Linked DNA regions of Mus musculus: region 2 is linked to region 1. A link is a contact called in ENCODE Hi-C or POLR2A ChIA-PET data. All regions are on one chromosome and are shown on one strand. The core of a region is the stretch at or near the end of the contact, and the rest is flanking DNA. Distances in the headings are between cores, read along the strand shown.

The links. Hi-C counts contacts between places; a loop is a spot of excess contacts on that map. ChIA-PET counts read pairs that join two places held with the same protein, here RNA polymerase II (POLR2A).
Region 2: a loop to region 1 is called in a map of heart, with 4 times the contacts of the local background. The contact joins the promoter of Stt3a here to the promoter of Chek1 in region 1. A Hi-C loop is called at or near these places in 11 of 37 maps with a recorded cell type or tissue (T-helper 17 cell, adrenal gland, gastrocnemius and 3 more). POLR2A ChIA-PET finds 5 or more read pairs at or near these places in 3 of 5 experiments (Patski and embryonic stem cell).

The regions. Positions count from the first base shown.
Region 1 is chr9:36,722,802-36,729,811 of GRCm38, reverse strand. Chek1 (checkpoint kinase 1) reads left to right here and starts at 3,154. Exons shown (of 13, transcript NM_007691.5): 1 at 3,154-3,249; 2 at 3,934-4,015; 3 at 5,792-6,015; 4 at 6,987-7,010. The coding sequence starts at 3,951. Stt3a (STT3, subunit of the oligosaccharyltransferase complex, homolog A (S. cerevisiae)) reads left to right here. Exons shown (of 18, transcript NM_008408.5): 18 at 1-468.
Region 2 is chr9:36,764,447-36,771,456 of GRCm38, reverse strand. It overlaps Stt3a (STT3, subunit of the oligosaccharyltransferase complex, homolog A (S. cerevisiae)), which reads left to right and starts at 3,835. Exons shown (of 18, transcript NM_008408.5): 1 at 3,835-3,907; 2 at 6,277-6,403. The coding sequence starts at 6,316. Gm26787 (predicted gene, 26787) reads right to left here and starts at 3,570. Exons shown (of 4, transcript NR_166654.1): 1 at 3,417-3,570.

The DNA of each region.
Region 1 (7,010 bases), core at 1,905-4,404:
ATGCAAGTGCTCGGAATTGAACCCTTTGTAAGAACAGCCATTGGTTTTAACTGTTGAATTAACTCCCCAGTCCATGATGAAGTTATTTGAGTGTGGGGCTTTCTGAGTCAGTTTTCTAATAGTTTCTTAGTTGCTCTTCTTTATTCTACCTTTTTGGAGATTTCCTCAGCTGTATTTGTGGTCTTGCTCTGTTTTCCCCTCCCTCCCTCCCTCCCTCTCTTTTTCCTCCCTTCCTCTTCCCTCCCTCTCCCCTTTTGTATGTTGTGCGTAGGTTTAAGCCCAGGGCCCTGTGCATGCTAGGTAAGCACTCTTAACAGTGAGCAACATCTCTTAATTTCAACCATATTTAAAAAAAATAACTTTTTTCTTTTCTGCTTTCATATTTCTAAAGTCTTAAGCACTCTTGTTTAGAGATCTCTTTTGTCCCATTGTTTTGCTGCCTTTCCAATTAAAGACTTTTCCAAATTCTTGGCTGACTGCTTTTTTCAGACTGGGTGGTCTAAAGTGTTATGGAGAATGTGTGCATATGCTTTTTAATGTACTATGATCAGGCTGGGCTGGCACACTGAGAAGTTGTTGATATTGGTGTTAGATTTCCTTTTTCTTCCATAATATGTGTTAACTTTCCTTCTTTCTTTTGTACATAAGATTCAGGATTTCTGTCCTTTTATTCAAGGATATTGGCCAGGCTGTTGCCTTTCTAGGTTAAAGTAGAAAAGGAAAGCATATTGGTTCAACTCTCAGTACATACACTTAAATTTAAATGCTATTTTCAGGATAGCCACACCTTTTACTATGTCTACTTTATAGTTTAGCAATCATTTACTATCTCAAACCTTACTAGTAGCTTTGGGGAAGAGCTCTTCCTTGGTTATAGAGCTCTTCCTTGGTTATACAACAGGAAGTGTTTAGAGATCTCTGCTTCATAGGTAGTCGTGTGACTGCCCCATTTTGACCTTCATATTCAGAGTTGCCTGGTGTCCTCATTTCAATTCTGGGCTTCCCACGATGCATGTCAAGTCACTTTCCTGTACTGTCATTGGTGTCTTTGGGATTAATCATTATTTTGTGTTTGTTACCTTTTATTTTCAGTAGGCTTTCAGTTTTCCCAAAATTTCTCATACTCAGAAAGGAATAGAGGGTATTGTTTATGTGGCCCCTCCCTCCTTTAAAGTCAGTCTCATGTAGCCTAGGTTAGATTCAAATTTAGGGTGGCTTTGAATTCCTGATCTTTCTCCATCTCCCTCCGAAGTGCTGTGATTACAGGCAAGTGTTATGCCTCGTTTCACTACTATTCCTTCCTAACTAATTTTAGGGAGTTTTATCATGAGTCCTCCTACTCCCCACCTCTCTTCACTTTCAGTTACTCCTCTGTGTCTGAACAGTTTTCTTTTAATCGATTCAGACACATTAGGTGTTTTGAGACAGTATTTAATTTATTCCAGGTTATCTTTGAGCTTTCTATATAACCAATGTGAACCTGAACTGGTCTTCCTACATTCACCTCCCTGTTGTTGGTATAGGTGTACACACAAACACATAAACACACACACACACACACACACACACACACACACATATACACACTCTTCTCCAAGTCAGAACTCTGATACTGTGTCTTTTCCAGGAAATAAGACATTGATTCCATTTAAGACTAGAGGAACCTAGATTCCATTTAAGAGCACTTGGGAGGCAGAGGCAGGTGAATTTCTGAGTTCGAGGCCAGCCGGTCTACAGAGTGAGTTCCAGGACAGCCAGGGCTACACAGAGAAACCCTGTCTCAAAAAACCAAAAAAAAAAAAAAAAAAAAAAGACTAAATCAACCTCTTGTAGATTTCAGAATATACACAGGAAATCACAAAGAAATGGAAATAATCTAATAGCTTGTTTTTAATTACACGAACCCTAAACTGATAACATGGTTTAAGTTTAAACATTTCCAGGTTAGATTTCATGGAGTTGGAGATGTAGCTCAGAGGCAATGCACTTGACTAGCCAGCACATGGTTTCATTGTTTCCTTATTTTTTGTATCCAAGTCCCTTTTCTTAGAATTGACATTTCTCTATTATGAGACTTTTGTATGCTTGGCAGGCATTCTACCATTATGCCATAAGTCTAGCCTAGTTAAGGAATATTGATTGTGCTCCCCAACCCACCTCCTTTTTTTTTTTTAGATAAGATCACACACACTCACACACCCTTGGCTCAGGCTGACCAACCTGAATCACTTTCCCTGGCTCAACCTCCCTAGACTGAGGTTATAGATGAGTCACCATTAAGTCTACTTTGCTGTTTGTTTTTTCTTGAAAGCGAGCATCTTGGTTGGGTATCTCCTGCTTTATCTCTATAGTGTGGTGGGCCACCGTGCTTGTTTAAGAAAGCTAGTACAGGCAAATAGTCGTGTGTCCCCCCCCCCCCAAAAAAAAAAAAAAGATTTAACTGGTTCTGGAGCCTCCTGTTCAGGCAATATTGGTGACTCTCACTGCACTTTCCCCTCACACATCCGCGGCGATGTGGTTTTTTTTCCCCTTCGTTTTTTTTTTTTTTTTTTTGGTAAGACTAACCCTGTATAACTCGGATTGCCTTGAACTCAAGATCTTCTTGCTTACGCTTCCCAAGTTCTAGGTCTACAAGCATGCACCACCACACTTGCTTTCCTTCGTTTTTTTTTTTTTTTTTTTTCAGAATTCCAGCAGCAGTTGCTAGCTTCTCAATTCGAATACTAAGGGGGGCACAATTGAGTTTACAGAGCACTCTGTGTCGCTTAGTTTGAGCCTTCCTCCCTGGGGCTCCGAGGTCAAGAGCAGGTCGGTTTACGTACTTAACGGTGCAGCCTTTGCAGGCTCTGAGTGGCAGGGAACCTGGGTTCTTGGCCCAACTGGTGGCGCAGTCTGGATGGAGGCTTCGGTGCCTCTGTGGAGCAACGTAAGGCGTGGCACACGCCCCGTGCCATTTCCATTTCATTCGGACTCAGAGATCAGTTCTCACCAAAGCAGTCGTCAATACCAAATCTGGTCAGCTTGTGTCTTAACTACGGCCACATCAGAATTTCAGCCAGTATTAGAAGGAAGGGTCCTTGCGCGGTCGGTCTACTGAAGTCGCTCCTCTGCAGAGCCTGGGATAGGACAACGCGCGCCGGCCCGCTTTACGGCAGAGGTGTGCGCTTTTGCGACAGCATGACGCAAGCAGGTTTTGGCGGGAAAAGCTGTGCATTTGGATTCCTGTGGCAGCTGGCAAAGGACTGCTTGGTGAGAAGGGCGTCCTGAACAGTGGGAAAGAACTCCAGCAAAGGACCCAGAGGGCTTGTTTAGTGTGGACGGGCGCGGGGAGGGAGTGGTCCAGACTAGCAGAGAGGTGGGAGGGCCGCCCGGAGCCCGGGCTGGAGCGGGTGGCCCGTGGCTCTCCAGCATAAAGGGACCAGAGCGATTGTAAGGCTCCGGGGTTCGCATGCTTTCCCGGCTCTAGGGGTCCCTGCCTCCCGCTTCTCTCCGCGGCTTGGCCCCGCCCTGTTCCCTCCCGGTGCTGGGGACACGTGCCGTTGGGGTGGGAATTGGAAGTGAGCGGGTGGGAGGAGGGGCTGCTCTGGCAGTAATTACCGTAGTTACACCCAGCTGCTCCCCACCCCCGCACCCTGACCTGCCCGCAACTCCCTTTCCGGATCATTCACCCGAAAGCTCTTGTCTTGCAACCCTGGAGCCAAGCAAGTGCTCAGTTTTGCATAAAGGCGGACGGAGGACAAACGTGGAAACAGGATTTGTGATAAACAGGACAAAATGTTCAAGTTCAGTATTATGACGTGGGTAAATATGGTTCAGATGTAAGATGAAAAGAAAGTCGTGCGGAATCATAGCAGGAGACATGGCTCAGTGGCATTACAGGTGATGAGAGTTTACACTCATCCCCAGTATTTTCTGGGATCCTGCATTTTACAGTCGCTGTGCTTGGAGTCATGGCAGTGCCTTTTGTGGAAGACTGGGATTTGGTGCAAACTTTGGGAGAAGGTGCCTATGGAGAGTAAGTTTGAGTCCTCATTTTAATTTTTTATTGCAGTGTGTGTCTGTCTGTCTGTCTGTCTGTCTGTCGTGCTATGGTGCGTGCACCTGTGGAGGTCAGAAGACAACTTGCAGGAGCTGGTTCTGTTGAAGGTTTGGAGGGATCATTAGGCCTGACAGCAAGAGGCTTAACCTGCCTGGCCATTACCATGGTCTTCCTAATTTAAATATTACCTGTTTGTTTGCTTTAGTTTTCCACCTGTTGTCTGAGTACACACTTTAAAAAAAGTCCTTTATTTCAAGTGGCAAAGAGCATGGATATTCGCATTTGTACATCAAGGCTCTGAGTGAGTGAAGCACATCCACACCTGTTCCTCCTCTTTTGTGATGGTAGACATTGAACCTAGTGCATCACTCATGCTGGGCTTATGCTCTGCCATGAGCTACATTTCTAGGCCTGTAAAACACCAAATTTCTTCTTACATTTGTTTTTGTTCAGATCAAAATCTTGTTAAATTGCCTAGGTTGGCCTTGAACTTGTACACTGTAGCCTCCCAGGTAGGTATGACAAGCCTGTGCTTGACGGTCCAATTTCTTTTCTTTCTTTTTTTTTTTTAATTTTACTTTTATAAAATTTTCTTTTATAAAAGAATTGTTTTCCTAACAAATCATGTGTCTTAGAATTTTAAATGAGATAATGAAAAGACCCTGGCGGCATCCTGCCTAATTTCAGATCTCCACACTCAGCTGATCCTGGTTGTATTTGTGTTCTTTTTTTTTTTTTTTTGGTTTTTTGAGACAGGGTTTCTCTGTATAGCCCTGGCTGTCCTGGAGCTCACTTTGTAGACCAGGCTGGCCTCGAACTCAGAAATCCGCCTGCCTCTGTCTCCCGAGTGCTGGGATTAAAGGCATGTGCCACCACGCCTGGCTGTATTTGTGTTCTTGAGCAAGCTTTATGTGCCTTTGTTTCTTCATCTGATGATAGAATTAATGGTTCTTACCTTAAAGATGTGTTCAGTAGTTGGCTCAGGCATATATGCATGAGATTAATAAGTGTAAAGTAATGCTGTTGTATTACTAGATCATGTGTATATGTGATGTATTGTAGACTTGCTATTGTCTTTCAAAGCATGGTCAGTTATTAGATAACTTGCAAGCACAAGGTTTCCAAGTTTCCAAGACTTTCTTGGAGCATTAATGGCAATGCTTCACATTTGTCTCAATGCGTCTGAGAACATAGCAGAGGCCATTTCATTTTCCTTGATGAAGAAAGGAAGAATAGTTTGGGGTGTGTTACATCTAACTTTTTGAAGCTTTTTTTCTTAAGATTTATGCATTTTTAAAATATGGATGAGTGTTTGCCCACAGAGGGCCAGAAGTGTGGGATTCCCCCAGAACTGGAAATTACAAATGATTGTGAGCTACCATGTGGGTGCTGGAAACGGCTGAGGTCTGAAGCAAGTGCTCTTACATGCTGAGCCTTCTCTCCAGGCCCCCCCTCAGGTATCCCCACCCCTCAGTTTTGTTTGTAGAGAGAATAAATATCTCATTGGCACCAAACTCCAAGAGCTCTGCTTGCCTCTGCTTCTCAGAGACACCTCCACCCGCTGCTAGGGTTTTGCTTTTTTTGTTTTTTTTCTTTGAAAGTTTCTTTGTAGTCTAGGCTGTGTTTGAACTTGGACCCTTTTGTCTCTAGAATGCTGGAATTACAGGTGTGTATCAGTAATCTTTTGAAGAGTTAGGAGAAAGGGAATTCTGAGGTGAAAATGTTGTAACTTTTTCTCTCTTTCTTTTTAAGAGTTCAACTTGCTGTGAATAGAATAACTGAAGAAGCTGTTGCAGTGAAAATTGTAGACATGAAGCGGGCCATAGACTGTCCAGAAAATATTAAGAAAGAGATCTGCATCAATAAAATGTTAAGCCACGAGAATGTAGTGAAATTCTATGGCCACAGGAGGGAAGGCCATATCCAGTATCTGTTTCTGGAGTACTGTAGTGGAGGAGAACTTTTTGATAGAATTGGTATGGAAAAGATTTAAGATAAATATTTTACTGAACACCTTCATACGTTGTGTGTGCTGCTGGACATTAAACCCACCATCTTTCCACAGGCCCTTCAACTGGTCTACTACTCAACCATGTTCTCAGCTGTTTCTTTGGTTTTTAGAGAAAAGGTTCCTCTCTGTAACCCTGGCTGTCCTGGTACTCACTCTGTAGACCAGGCTGACCTTGAACTCAGAAATCCACCTGCCTTTGCTTCCTGAGTGCTGGGATTAAAGTGTGCACCACCACCACCCAACTCTCTTAGCTGCATTTTTAAATGTTAGCTAGATCAATTTTATTTCAGAATTGGTTATGTAACAGGAAAATTGGAGGAAGAGTCAGGCATTCTTGACTTTGTGATGTAAAAGTTTTATGATTTAAGTCTGTGATGTAGTGAAATTGTACATGACTTCCCTGTTGGCAGTCATTGGGAACTATTTAAAATTATTTATTTATTTTATGGCTGTTTTGTATTCTGTGTACCATGTGCACACCTGGTGCCTGTGGAGGCATGTCTGATGCTATAAGAGGCTTGAAGAGGGTACTGGATCCCCTGGAGCTGACAAATTGTTGTGACTCATGTGCGTGCTGAGAGCCAAATCTTGGTCTTATAGAAGTGCAGCCAGTGCTCTTAACTTTTGAGCCATCTTTCCAGCCCTGAACTTTGTGTTAGAAGAAGTAGGGAGACATTTGAAGGAAATGAAGTCCACTGGGGTTAGTATAAGATTAAAATACTTTTAAATTACTTTCCTATGATGTTAGCTTATTTTTATTATTTAGCATCTAGGGAGATGTGAGTTATTTAGTGATGTATTTGTTAATGGACTTAAGTCTTTTGATAGTATGCATTTCCGTTTGCTTAAGTATAAACATAGTGAGATATGAATTAAGAGCCTGTATGGTTGATGCCTGATTATAATCTTTCAATAGACTATAATTGTTTCTTCCAGAGCCAGACATAGGGATGCCTGAAC
Region 2 (7,010 bases), core at 2,586-5,085, 41 kb before region 1:
TTCTTCTTCATCACTGAAAGAAATCAGGACATGAACTCAAACAAGGCAGGAACCTGGAGGCAGGAGCTGATACAGAGGCAATGGTGGAATGTTGCTTACTGCATTCTCTGTATTGCTTTGCTCAGTCTGCTTTCTTATAGAATACAGGACCACCAGCCCAGGGTTGGCACCATCCCCACTGGGCTAGGGCCTCTCACTAGTCAAGAAAATGTACTACAGGCTTGCCTACTGCCTGATCTTATGGAGGCACTTTCTAATTGCGGTTCCCTCCTTTCAGACGACTTTGGCTCATGTCAAGCTGACATAAAACTAGCCAACACAGTGTACATGTGTGTGCTTTCTTTGCCCATTCATCTATTGGTAGACAGTGAGTCCAATTCCCAATCTAGGCTACTGCCATAGTGCTGGCAAACATTTTAGTAACTGATAAAATAGTAAAACCATTGCTTTCTAAAACCACCAACTCAAAACTGAATTCATATGTAATCTGTTGGCTGACTTATTGTAATTTTCCCATTCTGAGTTGATTTGTAATACAATTTTGTGCACATCTTTTGTGCACATCTTTTGTGCATATCTTTTGTAAATATCTTCACTGACAATTACAGATTAGCTATAATTATAACTAGCTAGTCTGCTATCAAAAATTCATCCTGCTCTCTTTTGTTTTGTATTTGAGAAGAGACAAGGTCTCACTATGGTTCTCACTGACCTAGAACTCTCCGTGTAGACCACATAGCCTACAACTCATAGAAATCTTCCTGTCTCTGCTCCTCACCATGCCACCATGTCCGCTCTCCTTATTAATTAATTAATTGAATTTAAGATTTATTTATGGTCTGGAGAGATGGCTCAGATGTTAATAGTACTGACTTCTCTTCCAGAGGTCCTAAGTTCAATTCCCAGCAACCACATGGTGGCTCACAACCATCTGTAATGAGATTGGATGCCCTCCTCTGGTGTGTCTGAAGATAGCTACAGTGTACTCATATACATAAAATAAATAAATATTTTTTTTAAATTTAATTATTTATTTTGTTTGCTTTTATTTCGAGACAGGGTTTCTCTGTATAGCCCTGGCTGTCCTGGAACTCCTTTGTAGACCAGGCTGGCCTTGAACTCAGAGATCCGCCTGCCTCTGCCTCCCAAGTGCTGGGATTAAAGGCGTAAAATATTTATTTATTATGTATAAATTGTTCTGCCTGCAGGCCAGAAGAGGGCATCTGACCTTATTATAGGTGGTTGTGAGCCACCATGTGGGAATTGAACTCAGGACATCTGGACGAGCAGACAGATTAGCCATCTCTCCAGGATCTCTCTCTCCCCCACCCCGTCTCCTTTTGTTAAAAGGAATATTACTCCTAAAAACGACGACTTTACTTTAATCACTTAGAATCCTAAAGGTAGTGTCTTTTAGAAACAGGTTCTATTAAAAAAACAGAGCTTTCAATAATCTTCATATTTTCCCCCCTCAACGGTCTTTTTTATTCCCTTTTAGGGTGCATGCAGATTAAGGAAAAGGGAAAATTCCTGAGTGGGAGGGGCTTCAAGGGAGGAACACCTTTTAAATAGTTTTATATATATATATATATATATATATATATATATATATATATATATGTGTGTGTGTGTGTGTGTGTGTGTGTATTTATCAATATATATGTTCATGTGTGTATATACATATATACGTATATATATATATATATACACACACATATATTTAAATTTCTTTTAGCTCTTTTACCTCTTTTGCTATGTGAAACTTAATCTAGGACCTCATGCATGCAGGGAAGCATGCAGTTACTGAATTACATCACCAGGCCTCTGTTTACTCTTTGAGATAGGGTCTCATTAAACACCCAGGATGTCCTTGAACTAGCTACACGAAAGCCCTCCACCAGGCCTAGGCTAGCATCCCTTAAAACTTTTTTTTAATTTCTTTTAGGATTTATTTATTTATTTATTTATTTATTAGGCTAGCATCCCTTAAAACTTTTTTTAAAAATTTCTTTTAGGATTTATTTATTTATTTATTATATGTGTGTACACTGTAGCTGTCTTCAGACACTCCAGAAGAGGGCATCAGATTTTTGTTACAGATGGTTGTGAGCCACCATGTGGTTGCTGGGATCTGAACTCAGGACCTTTGGAAGAGCAGACGGTACTCTTAACTTCTGAGCCATCTCACCAGCCCCCTTAAAACTTTTATTATTACTGTGTGTATGTGTACAAGTGTGCACATACATGCCACAGTGGAGGTGTGGACAACTTTGTGGGGTCAGTTCTCTTCTACAACCTTTAGGTGGATCCTGGGTAATCAAATGCAAGATTGTAGATTGTAAGGGGGCAACTGTCTTTACCCACCAAGCCCTAGCATTGTCCCTAGTCCTGACCTTAGCATTTTTTTTTTTTTTTTTAAAATAAAACGTCTGAGGTGACCTCCCACCATATAATGCCGTGGTAAAAGTCTTCGTCAGTTTCGGGCACTGTAATCTTTTGTTTCCCAGACTCTAGAACTGTGAGAAATAATTTATCTATGTAAGAAATTAAGCTAGGTTTTGAAGCCACAGGAGTTTGAATGTATGTAAAGTCCTCATGCTTATCTCCTTCAGATTAAGATGCCTGGAATTAGCTCCTCCTGCCTCAGACTCTGGGAGCACTGGCATCACAAGTGTGTGCTTTGCCGTTATTCTTGCTAAAATAAAACTACATGGAACATTTACTATAAAAACAAAAGAGAAGAGGTATTGAGTTAGGTCCTGGTGTAAAAACTGGTCATGAGCATTTTGAGGAAATGCATTATTGTAATAAGTACTGATTTCAATAGTTGGTGCTTCCCTTCATGGGAGAGGAAAAGAGAAGCCAGCGTCACTGGCACCAAATATGAATGGTATCTGGATGGTCTAATCTTACCGTAGCCTTTGGTTTGAGGCTTGTAAGGCATGGAAGTGTTCGAATTAGTACATCTGTTTATATGTATATATCGGAAAAGACTGGAGTTTGGCAGCTGAAACCCCTTCCTGTGCCCGTTCTCAGTACCATCCTCGGAGGGCCCGGGAGGAAAGGTCACCCTCGCAGGGGCCCGGCGATGCTAAGCTGCTCCTGATTGCCCAGGGCTAGCCGCTCCGAGCCTTGAGATAATTTCTGCAGGCTATTGCCGGCTCAGCCCGACTCGGGCGGTGACACCCTAAAAAGGCCTCCCGGGCCCTTCCATAAAGTCAGACCTGAGTGAAACGTTTCGGTGAAATTTGTCAAAGGTCCCTTTATCGAGGTTACTGCAAACACAGAAACAATTCTTGGGCTTATTAGTTGACACATCTTACACAAGGTGGGTTCGTGTGAACCATGGAGGCTGAGAGTTTTCACAACATATCTTCTCTCCTTTAACCGTTTAATAGGTAACGGGCCATTTCTACCTTAAAAAACAAACGGATCTGCAGCCCAACTTTTCCGGACGTGGTACGACTGCCGCTTTCTTTACGTATTTCCGCTTCTGCTCATGTGACCAGGGTACAGCGTCCACTCCTTCCTATCGCCGCTCCTTCCTGGTCCGCAGACCGACACGTCACTGCTCGGCTCTCAACCAAACTGTTCAGAGCACGCTCTTTCCGCGCGTTTCGCTTTCCCGCGCCGGCCTATCACAGTTCGGTGGGACTTCATAGTCACGCCTCTCAACAGGGTGAATGACAGTCACATTGTCCATTCAAAAGGAGGAATCCAGACTCGATCCACGCCCTCGAAATGACAGACAGAACCGTTATCCTGTCGGTCCCCTGAAATATACATCGACGGAGGCTAGCCAATGCGGAGCGGGCAGGGAGGCGGGCCTTGGCTGCTGTCAGGGTTGAGTGCGCCGCTGAACGGATGGCAGGGGGAGCAGAGTGGGTTCCTGAGGAGCATCCGTGAGGTGAGAAACTCTGGGGTAGCGCTAGAGGATTAGCGGCAGGTGCCGCGCGGGCTGTTGGCCGGCCCGAACGAGGTGCTGGACACAAGCCTGTAGAGGTGGGGAGCAGAGCCTGCCTGCGGCCTGGGCGGAGGAGGGGGCGTGGAGTGTGAGATGGGGACGTCCAGGCATTGGGGCACCAGACGATCTGAGGAAGGGTCTTGGCAGAGCAATGCACTCTGGCCATGAGGGCGTGGGGCACAGGATCCTGGGACTAGCTTGGAAGGGCCACGCGGAGTGTGCTGAGATAGTGGGTTCGAAGTCAGTGAGGGTGCACAAGATGACGTGGAAACGTATGTGGGAAAACCACCGAGGCTGCAGCCCTAGAATTTAGAGCTCGGGTGGGTCAAGGCTTGCAGACACAGCTGAGAAGCAGAGAGATGATGAGCAGATAAGAAAAGCGTCCTTTCCCTTTCTGTACCCTATCGGTGTGTGGAGATTGCCAAGAACGGTATGAAAACTCGCAGTGTTTAGCTTTAAAGTCCAGGTTTTAGCACTCTCGCTGCCTTTGCTTACTCTTCAGGTGTGTGGATCATATTAGCTCAGTGGTGTTTAGTTTCCATGTCACTTATCTCCTGAGAACAACTACAAACCCAAGAGATGGGACTGAGTTGTTCACTTCCCAGAATTAGTGCGTGATAAGCCTTCCCTTTGGAATTATAATTAATCACACCAGCCCAAACTGCTCTTTTGGTATAGTTAATTAAAGGAAAGATGTTAGACTTCGCAGTGTGAGTCTTCGTGTTTTCCATTTTGTCCAGTGTTTTCCTTTTGCAACCCCCTGGTCCCTGGAAAGAAGGGAACAAGATAATGCAGTTTCCCCTTTCCCAGCATAGTTTTGAACAGTGCTACGTTTTCTCAGTTGCCACACTCTTTGTTTCTTAGTCCTTAACATACCAATTGTCTATAATTGATCACCATTCTGAACTGTCTGCAGATTGCTTCCCTTACCACCATTCCAAAATTTATTCTGGTCTAGAAGAAACAAAATTATTATTATTATTATTGTAATTTTGCTCTAGATTTTCATCTGGTGCTCCAAGTTCTCTCTGGGTCATGAAATGAGTTACAGGGAAATAGACCTGAGCAGTAGTTACAGTTTGAACTTTGAAAATGAATATGTAGTGGGTGGCCTGAGTATATTTCTCTCTTGAGTGCATGGATTGAACTTGCATTAGTGACCACCTGCTCTTTAGTTGGCCAGAGAGCATGCACACTGGGATTTGGAACAGAAAAAAGCTTGTAGCCAATCAATTGAGGCTTAGATTTATAGCTGGAAATTATGTCTAGTCAGTCATGATTTCTAGATTTCTCCTTTCACTTCAGTAAGTAATGTTCATTTCCACTTTCCCTCCCTTCCCACTTACCTTCCTGCCCAAATTACCTCCCCCTCTTTCCCCACCTTCAGCCCCACTTAACTTTCTCTGTGGCAGGGTCTCACATTAACCCAAACTGACTCAGAACTTAACTGGGTCCATGCTGAACTCAACAGTACAGTGATCCTCTTCCTCAGTATCACCAAGTGTTGGGAATCTAGACATGGGCTAGTGTACCTGGCTTGTACGCTCTCCTCTCATGCCCACTTATGTTTCCGTGATTATTTTCTTTTTCCCTTTTAACAAGTACCTTTGTTTGGTTTTCCCTCTTTCTATTTTCACGTCCTTTTCTACTTTCCTTTCTCCTCCACTTCTGTTTCTTTCTGATCCTTGTGTCTTACTTTTGCTAGTTGTACTTGGTTGCTGTGCAACTAGGAAACAGAATTGTGGGTGGAATATATATTTCTTTTTGTAGTACTGAAAGATGGAAACCAGGGCTTTTTTGCCTTCTAGGCAAATACTCCGTTGTTGAATTACATGGGCAGCCCTTTTAAATAATTTTATCTTGGGACAGGCTCTCTCTAAACTGGAGCCTTTGATTCTTCTGTCCCAGTCTCTTAAATACCTGGGATTATAGACGTGTGGAGTGTGTGTTTTGAGTACTCTTTTTTGTTCTTTTATTTTTGGCAGAAAGGCAATATAACTAGGTTACTGGTAACTCTGATTGGCCTAGAATGTGCTTTGTAGATCAGATTGGCCTGCCTCTACCTTCTAAGTATTGGGATTAAAGGCGTGTGCCACTAAGCATGGCTCTCCCTTTTTCATTTTGACATATAAATCTAATAATGTTTGCTTCTTCCCTGTACATCAGTCTGTAGTCCCAGGTTGGGTTACCTCTGTGGTGTTTTTTGTAGCTCACGTATATTCTATGGTTCTTAACCATCATAAAAGATTAAAGCTAATTTAAGTAAATTTAGTATATTCAGTATCTTACAGTCTTGACTTTTTCCATTTTAGGTATTTGAATATCATCAGTTGCCACCCATTGATGTCAAGATGACTAAGCTTGGATTTTTGCGATTGTCCTATGAGAAGCAGGACACACTTCTAAAGCTTCTCATCCTGTCGATGGCTGCTGTGTTATGTGAGTCTGCGTACGCTTCTCCCCTTGGAGCTGGGATGATGAGAACATTAAAAACAGCTTTTAAAACATGGCTTATTCTTTTAGCAGATGGCTCCTCCTTTTTTTTTTAAAATTATTTATTTATTCTATGTATATGAGTATACTGTTGCTATCTTCAGACACACCAGAAGAGGGCATCGATCCTATTACAGATGATTTTGAGCCACCATGTGGTTGCTGGGAATTGTACTAAGGACCTCAGGAAGAATAGTCAGTGCTCTTAATGGCTGAGCTATCGCTTCAGCCCAAGATTGCTGTTCTTTTTGCCATTTCTCAGTGGTATAATTTTTTAAAAATTTTATATATTTTTTTTACTTTACATCCAGTTCACTGTTTCCTTTCTGTGTCACTGGCATAATTTTATGAAGACAAAATAACTCAAGAAATGTAAACCTTAGGCTGTTGATAGGAAAAACAGGAAGTATTCTGTGCTGGTTCTGTTTTCTCATTGGGTGAAAGAAAGTAGAAGCTATCAGATGTTGAATTTAAAAAAAAGAGTATTCTTTTAAAATTTTACGTGCAATGGTGTTTTTGCTTCTATCTATCTATCTATCTATCTATCTATCTA